2 separate regions of the Homo sapiens genome follow, and region 2 is linked to region 1. Evidence: read pairs that join two places in POLR2A ChIA-PET (ENCODE). Cell type or tissue: Panc1. All regions are shown on one strand. Each heading gives the region's core, and the rest is flanking DNA. Links, peaks and the distances in the headings are about the cores only.

What was found. Peaks named below come from ENCODE experiments on the same cell type or tissue, not always from the same donor. Only the 100,000 strongest peaks of a DNase experiment are listed, where the experiment ranks them.
Region 2: POLR2A ChIA-PET joins it to region 1 with 11 read pairs; 2 of 35 experiments call an interaction of 5 or more read pairs at or near these places.

What each region holds. Positions count from the first base shown.
Region 1 is chr4:123,400,265-123,404,663 of GRCh38, forward strand. SPRY1 (sprouty RTK signaling antagonist 1) reads left to right here. Exons shown (of 3, transcript NM_001258038.2): 3 at 1,273-3,491. The coding sequence starts at 1,328. The coding sequence ends at 2,287. Among named protein-coding and RNA genes, the nearest start is that of SPRY1, 5.7 kb to the left of the region's middle. In Panc1, for the core only: no CTCF peak of the experiment used is centred there; no DNase peak of the experiment used is centred there; H3K4me3 peaks cover 3,825 bases; H3K27ac peaks cover 4,000 bases.
Region 2 is chr4:123,312,970-123,317,368 of GRCh38, forward strand. AFG2A (AAA ATPase AFG2A) reads left to right here. Exons shown (of 16, transcript NM_145207.3): 16 at 919-4,399. The coding sequence ends at 1,095. Among named protein-coding and RNA genes, the nearest start is that of SPRY1, 82 kb to the right of the region's middle. In Panc1, for the core only: no CTCF peak of the experiment used is centred there; no DNase peak of the experiment used is centred there; H3K27ac peaks cover 308 bases.

The DNA.
Region 1 (4,399 bases), core at 285-4,284:
CGAGGGGGAGCTCCAAGAAGTTAACATGTAAGACATAGTTTAGAGACATTAGTTTAGGAAATATAGGAAATGGACTTCTTTCTGCGTTGTTCCTTAAACCATGTTTTTTGCCTCAGGTTGGTAGTGGAGAATGGACATTTCTTTTTCTTTTCATTCTTGAATTGGGTCGACTCTGTAGACTTTAGAAGGAATTTGTGTGAAAAATACTCTAGTTCACCACTGAAAGCAGAAACTTTCATCTTTGGCAGTTTGTGAAGAACACATAAATTAGAAATAACTTACTATTAGTATGGAAACACAACTGCTTATTTTTATCTGGATATTAGTGTGCTGATTTTGTTACAAGAAGAACGTTGAATCAGAATTGGCAGTGCGTTTGAAAATCAAGGTCTGTCATGTAAATACAGATTTTTAAATCAGAGGAAATACAGATAATTAAAACTGCCAGGATTTCCCTACACTGCGTTAAAGGCCTCACACTTATTTGTGCATAAAACTTACTTTGTTTTGTGAGTGAGCCCTTCAGCTTAAAAAAAATCCTCTCAGGATTTCAAATATGAGTACTGTTATATATCATTCACTGGACTATACATTGAGTCTTGTGTGTGTGTGTGTTTGTAGCTCCAAAACACCAAGAATCGTTGTGTACCTGATACATTTATTTTTGCATCTCATAGATGAATAATAAGGTAGTTTTAAAATTCTGATTTATATAGAAAATTACCTATTATTTTGCGATTTCATTTTAAGAGTCTCAATTTTTTAATGCCTTAATTTTTTTCATCATTAATCTAATGCATATAACAGCACACAACAAAAAGGCTGTAGCACCAAAGCCATTCTCAATTTCTTAAAAGGTAGACATTTTCCTTTATGGAAGCCACCTATGAACTGATAACTGAGCTTTCTTTAGATGAGAGTTATTCTCCTGCTTATACTCAGTATTCCCTGCGAAGGCATGCTCCATTTTAATTATTAGATTCACAAACAGGAAGGCATTACTTTCTCCTGATTCTGCTTCTTAAAAGTTGGAAAAACTTATAATGTTCATGGCATGGGGTCTCTTGTTTATAGTCTTCCTCTATGATGTGGTCCCCAGCCTCTCCTAGAATTGGACTCTGGCCAGGACCCCAGCATCATTGTAATCCACTGATGAAGGAGGTCATTACTAGGCGGTTTAGGCAATTTGTGATTTGACAGGATTCCCCCCCCCCAAAAAAAATGCTTCCTGTCATTTATTTTCTGTTTTTTTCATCTTTGATTTCGTTTTAGGATTTCAGATGCATGCCAGGTTTCCACTGATTGCCAGAACTCGAGATCACTACACATGGATCCCCAAAATCAACATGGCAGTGGCAGTTCGTTAGTTGTGATCCAGCAGCCTTCTTTGGATAGCCGTCAGAGATTAGACTATGAGAGAGAGATTCAGCCTACTGCTATTTTGTCCTTAGACCAGATCAAGGCCATAAGAGGCAGCAATGAATACACAGAAGGGCCTTCGGTGGTGAAAAGACCTGCTCCTCGGACAGCACCAAGACAAGAAAAGCATGAAAGGACTCATGAAATCATACCAATTAATGTGAATAATAACTACGAGCACAGACACACAAGCCACCTGGGACATGCAGTACTCCCAAGTAATGCCAGGGGCCCCATTTTGAGCAGATCAACCAGCACTGGAAGTGCAGCCAGCTCTGGGAGCAACAGCAGTGCCTCTTCTGAACAGGGACTGTTAGGAAGGTCACCACCAACCAGACCAGTCCCTGGTCATAGGTCTGAAAGGGCAATCCGGACCCAGCCCAAGCAACTGATTGTGGATGACTTGAAGGGTTCCTTGAAAGAGGACCTGACACAGCACAAGTTCATTTGTGAACAGTGTGGGAAGTGCAAGTGTGGAGAATGCACTGCTCCCAGGACCCTACCATCCTGTTTGGCCTGTAACCGGCAGTGCCTTTGCTCTGCTGAGAGCATGGTGGAATATGGAACCTGCATGTGCTTAGTCAAGGGCATCTTCTACCACTGCTCCAATGACGACGAAGGGGATTCCTATTCAGATAATCCTTGCTCCTGTTCACAATCACACTGCTGCTCTAGATACCTGTGTATGGGAGCCATGTCTTTATTTTTACCTTGCTTACTCTGTTATCCTCCTGCTAAAGGATGCCTGAAGCTGTGCAGGAGGTGTTATGACTGGATCCATCGCCCAGGGTGCAGATGTAAGAACTCCAACACTGTCTATTGTAAGCTGGAGAGCTGCCCCTCCCGGGGTCAGGGTAAACCATCATGATTTTTGGAGGTGGGTTGTACCTCCTGAACTTTTAGCTTTCAAGTTGTGGCTGTTTTTTGTTTTTGTTTTTGTTTTTGTTTTCTTTAGAATTTTTCCCTGTTTCCCACCTTCTCTTCCCCTGTTGCCAAGGTCTAACTCATGGATTTTTCTCTTTCCTCATGGATGATCTTCAGCAAGAGTGGACTGGGAAGCTGCACCTGGCTCCCACTTTCAACAAGAGCCTCTGCCATCCACTTGAGGGTATTGAGAGCCAGTGGGCTTTTGTGTAGCCTTTTTGTTCTGCAAGCAACTTTCTAAAGTTGTGTACATGAACATACACCCACATCCAGACTACAGTGATTTAGAGTTGTTTTGATTGGGTACCGTGGGAGCAGGGAAATTGGTTTTTTAAAAAGCAACTGTTTAATTGCTTAAATAAGCTATGTATTAAATCTGTCTCCAGTTAGGGCTATCTTCCTAGCATAGGCCCCTTAAGTAGCATGGGGGATATATTTTTTGCTATAACGTAAAAATTTTCCTTTAACCACTGCCCTCTCCTTCTTTCTCCTTCAAGGTTCTTTCCCCCTCAGTTTTGTTGTTGTCTTACTCTGGAGATGCCAAGTGTATTTTTTCTTTCTATGTAATTTTAGATTCGCCTTACAATGTAAATCTTCACATTGGAGATAATATTGGTTGGACCTTGCCCATCTTCACTCTAGCCTTCGTATTTGTGAAGGACTCAGCCACCTTCCTTCTTCACCCCATGCTTCTCACCAAATTTTTGTTGTCATTGAGGGCACTTGGATAACTCAAGTTGATATTTATAGCTGATCAATCTATATGTGTCACAGAACTATGCTGCCTAAAGTGATCTTGGCTCCTTAATGGTCCTTTTGGCCCCTTGGATAGTTAACAGCTGAGTAATTCTAATCTCTTCTGTGTTTTCCTTGCCTTAACCACAAATTGTGGTGCTTTTTGTATATTTTATGTATAAATCACAAAGTTGAATTCTGACTATTTTTAAGACAAAAGTCTGTTAAACTTTTTTATTGTAAAGAATATTTATTATGCGAATCTCTATTATTTTATGGTATTTATTGCAAAAGACTGTTGAAATGTACTCATGTTTGAATATAACAAAATATCAATACTTAACGGAAAATAAGGTGACACGAAGAAAGTACATATGTTAACTATAATGCAGAAAATATATTAATTAATGAAACTGTCTCTCGATTTCTTCATTTATTAGCCTGTACTATTATGATGATTTTTGCTTATTTGCTTTGACTTTTTCTTCTTACACACCCATTTTACTTCTTTCCCTATAGATGTTGAATCTAGACATAGGTGAGCCCAAATTATGAACTGGATAATTAGGTTGGTGCAAAAGTAATTGCAGTTTTGGGTCATTTTTAATGGCAAAAACACAGTTACTTTTGCACCAACCTAGTATTTCCTGGAAAGTGCATTAATCAAAATTTTGTAATCCAAATTATCTTTTAACAAATGCTCAAGTGAGTTATTTTGTACAGTAAAAATTTTTTGTAATACTCTCTCCCTACTTTGACTATTTTGTAAGCATGAGGTTTTGTGTATATTATAGTTTCTTGAAATGGGGCATATCTACAGTAGAAGCTTTTTTAAATGTTTATCCTAACTTTTAAGTTAATAAAAAGTTAGATTTATCAGCTAGACTTAATGAACTTAGTTCTGTAGATATGCTAGGAGTCGCTGGTACTGTCACTTTAATAAAGCATTCTAGAAGTTACCAAGGGAATAATTCACAGTATCAGAGACATTTCAAAAACATTCCTGTCCCTGTCTTTTCACTTGTTTCGTAAGTCTAATGTGGCCTGACCAAATTACACCTCATCAAGTCCTGTGCAATAAGAAACCTGAAGGCCTAAAATTTTACGTAGAAAAAGTGTTTTAAATCTTATTTTTTAGGCTGGTGAAACCACTACATAGCTGGAATCTTTGGGTCTGATAAAATATTTGGTCATTTGAGTCCTCAGAATACACCGTTTTTAAGTTTGATAAAATTTTATTCATGTGAGTCCTCAGTCTCACTAACTCCCTAAGTGATACATCAGTCATTATCTGCATTTGAAAATAATTCTTTGCATTTGA
Region 2 (4,399 bases), core at 243-4,242, 87 kb before region 1:
TCATTTACCAATATAAGGGCGCAGTCAATATCAATCACTGTTTTCCCTGTTGCCCTGAAAATCACAATATCTCTTTTCATCCCACAAGCTCTTTTCACTACCGTAATGTGTCTTTAGAATGACACTGGCATCAGCCTGCTTCCGCTGTCTGAAGTCCAGAGAGCTTAAAAACACATTTCGGGATTCTTGAACCTTCCTCCCCTTCCGTTTTCCTACTGCCTCCTCCCTCCTCCCTCTGCATCCATTCCGCCCCCTCCCCAGATTCTTTTCAATTCTTCCAGCTTTCCTGGCTGAGTAAACAGCATTCACTTCTCTGTTCTAATGCAGCTCTCCAAAGTAAATGTTGACAACCCTATCTGATATTCCTGAGATTTAAGAACTCATTAAAGAGATACACATAAAGAAATGCTTTTACATGTTGGTAATACATCAAAGGTTGAAAGGAATGTGGAAACTCTGTGCTATGACACGGTGTGTTGATGAGCAAGGCCTCACTCTGTATCAGAATATCTCCCCCTCTGCCCTCCCTTGACCGTTGGCTCCCGCCTCCCTCCACCACATAGAGACATGCATCCTTTGCCATCCCTTGTTAAAAGTATGTGCGTGCACAGCTACCTACCCTTACAGTTAAGAGCAAATGCCCTTAAAAGCAAATGCCACTTCTTAGATATCTTTTGGCACTCCTGGTTCTGAGTACTTAATACGTTGCTTTGGGATGAAGGAAAGAACAGAATGCTCTGTATATGATTACCTTTTATCCTTTTGAAAACTTGAGTGGACTAATTCTTGCAGATAAATTTTAGCAATGGGCATTTAGTTGTAGAAGGTACCACAGATGAATATTTGGAATATTATGTTTCTAAAAGAGTACTGATTGTTTTCTACCTCCTTTTATTTACTTATTTTTTAAAATTTCAGATTGTAGCTGTCTGCAGAGAGGCAGCTCTTCTGGCTCTGGAAGAAGACATTCAAGCCAATCTCATCATGAAAAGACATTTCACTCAGGCCTTGAGCACTGTGACACCTAGAATTCCTGAGTCATTGAGACGTTTTTATGAAGATTATCAAGAGAAGAGTGGGCTGCATACACTCTGAGAAAATATATATATTCAAGATGCTGAAAATCCTTTCCAGAGAAAATTTGTTTCTTTTTAAAATTTTTTGAGAGTGTTAAAAAAAATTTTACTAGGCAAAATGTTTGAAGTATGTTCAGTAGAATTTAGGGGCTTTGGTTCTTACAGATTTTCAAGTCATGTAAGTACAGTGAAAATATCTCTGAGCATAAGTTTCAATCAGTTTTACCTGGAAATTTGTGGTGTGGTTTAAAAAACAAATGTTTAGCTTTTTCATTTGCGACCTAGTCTGTTCATCCCATGAAGCGATTTCTTTTTCCAGAATCTGTTTGAGTGTCTTTCTAAAATGCCAAACATGTTGGCATCAATTTTATACAGGGATATAAAAAAGTATATGTGGATAAATTTTTTGTAATCTTTAGGGATATAAAAAAGTGTATGTGGATAAATTTTTTGTAATCTTTATTTTTGAAGGCCAGCCAGTAAAATGGCCCAATGTGCCAGCCAGGCTTATGTGGCCTTGTTTTCAAATATACATATATGTGTTATCATTAAAATTCATATATGCATTTTTGTTTTAGCCTTCTTAATCTCTACCTATGGCCAAAAAAATTTTTTTTGAGAGATATTTTGTATAATACAATGCCCTTTGAAAGTGTAAGCCCACTCTAAGCCTAGATCAGTAGGCTTGGGTTTTTTTTGTTGTTGTTTTGTCTTTTTTTTTTTTTTTTGAGACAGAGTCTCACTCTGTCACCTAAGCTGGAGTGCAGTGGCACGATCTTGGCTCACTGCAACCTCCGCCTCCTGAGTTCAAGCAATTCTCCTGCCTCAACCTCCTGAGTAGCTGGGACTACAGGTGTGCACCACCACACGCAGCTAATTTTTATATTTTTAGTAGAGACAAGGTTTCACCATGTTAGCCAGGCCGGTCTCGAACTGCTGGCCTCAGGTGACCCACCCACCTGAGCCTCCCAAAGTGCTGGGATTACAGGCGTGAGCCACCATACCTGGAGAGGTTTTGTGTTTTTGTTTTTTTTTCATAAAATGCTTTTAATAAATCATATGAAGCATTCATGTTTTTACTTATACATATTTTCAGGGTACCAGTAAACTTTTTAGTTCAAAGATAGGCCAAATTGTACTTTTTTTTTTTTATGAGACAGAGTCTCGCTGCTCTGTCGCCCAGGCTAGAGTGCAGTGGCGTGATCTAGGCTCACTGCAAGCTCTGCCTCCTGGGTTTACTTACGCCATTCTCCCGCCTCAGCCTCCTGAGTAGCTGGGACTACAGGTGCCCACCACCATGCCTGGCTAATTTTTTTTTTTTTTTTTTTTTATTAGAGACAGGGTTTCACCGTGTTAGCCAGGATGATCTCGATCTCCTGACCTCGTGATCCGCCCGCCTCGGCCTCCCAAAGTGCTGGGATTACAGGCATGAGCTACTGCGCCCTGCCGCCAAATTGTAATCTTAAACATATTATGTTGCATTCTAAATATGTATATTTATGCTTCTTGTTATTTATCCTCAGGATTTCTTCACACTTTATTACTTCATAAATACTCTTGAAAAAGCTTTCAGAAAGTGATTCTCTGACTTCAGATCAGAAACTGGCAATGGGAAGAATGTGCACTTAAACTTGATCACTGTAGATCTTTGAAAATTCCCAGAAAGACAAATCAGACAAGAAATACCTGATTATCAAAATAATGGGCTATACAGTTTTGTGGTGGCATACATTCCTTGTTTGTTTGTTTAGAGATAGGATCTTGTTGTGTCACCCAGGCTGGAATGCAGTGGCACAGTCGTAGCTCACTGCACCTTCAAACTCCTGGAGCTCAAGTGATCCTCCTGACTCAGCCTCCTGAGTAGCTAGGACAACAGGTGCACACTGCCATGTCAGGCTAATTTTTTTTTTTAAACAGAGAGACAGAGTCTTGCTGTGTTGCCCAGGCTGGTCTCCAACTCCTGGCCTCAGGTGACCCTCCTGCCTCAGCTTCCCAAAGGGCTGAGATTACAGGTGTGAGCCACCATGCCCAGCCTGTGGTGACATATATTCTGAAGTCACATCTCAAATATTTAATCCTCAAATATATTTACATCCTCAAAAATATCAGATTTTCAAGACAACACTGGTTTACCAGTACATAAACCCACCTAGGGGACAAAGAATATTACCACTTAGAACTGTGTTGTCAAATACAATAACCACTAATTGTATCTGACCATTTTAATTAAATTAATTACAATTAAATAATATTTAAGAATTAGTTTATCAGACATATCAGCCACATTTCAAATGCTCAATAGCTACATGTGGCAAGGGTCTGCCACACTGGACAGAGTAGAAAACATTCCCATCATTCAGAAGGTTCTCTTGGACGCTGCAGATCTGGAAAACAAGACTTCCATATTGAAATAAATACAACCTCAAAACTTTTATGCTCTGTGTTCCCTTTAGTTGTTATCTACATAGAAAATTATGAAACAAGAGAGGAACTTACCTTCTTCCCTATTAAATATATGGCTAAGGGCACAAGAAAATAAGAGGAAAACTTATCCTTCAGGGCCTAAACAAGGAAATGAAAGAAATCTCATTCCCAATAGAATAAAAACCAGAAGCTTGAAATGACTCTGGTGCAGGAGGCTGGGTGGTGGGGAGGAGGGTAGCAGTCTCAATCAACAAGTTTAGATATTAATAGCCACTCAAAGCCTTCAGCCCATATAACATGAAGTGACAACTGAGCTCTGCACATAATGCTCAAGCTCTATAATAACCAACACTCTCAGCACAAGGGTAGACAAGAAAAGAAAAATCTCCTGCTGGCCAGGAAGACCACAAGGAGGCTTTCTGACTTGGCCTGTGCTTTTGATTTTTAAAACATTTTTTAAAAGAGGCCTCTCTGGGCTGGGCGCGGTGGCTCATGCCTGTAATCCCAGCACTTTGGGAGGCCGAGGCAGGCGGATCACGAGGTCAGAAGATCAAGACCATCCTGGCTAACACAGTGAAACCCCGTCTCTACTAAAAATTCAAAAAATTAGCCGGGAATGGTGGTGGGCGCCTGTAGTCCCAGTTACTCGGGAGGCTGAGGCAGGAGAATGGCGTAAACCCGGGAGACGGAGCTTGCAGTGAGCTGAGATTGCGCCACTGCACTCCAGCCTGGGTGACAGAGTGAGACTCCGTCTCAAAAAAAAAAAAAAAAAAACCTCTGAGAATTCTGACTATGAGCTTACCTGCCCATGGCTTTAGAATGATTTGAATTCACACTACCTTCAAATTCATGAAACCTCAAAACCTACAAATTAACCTAAAAACATGGAGCCAAGCTAA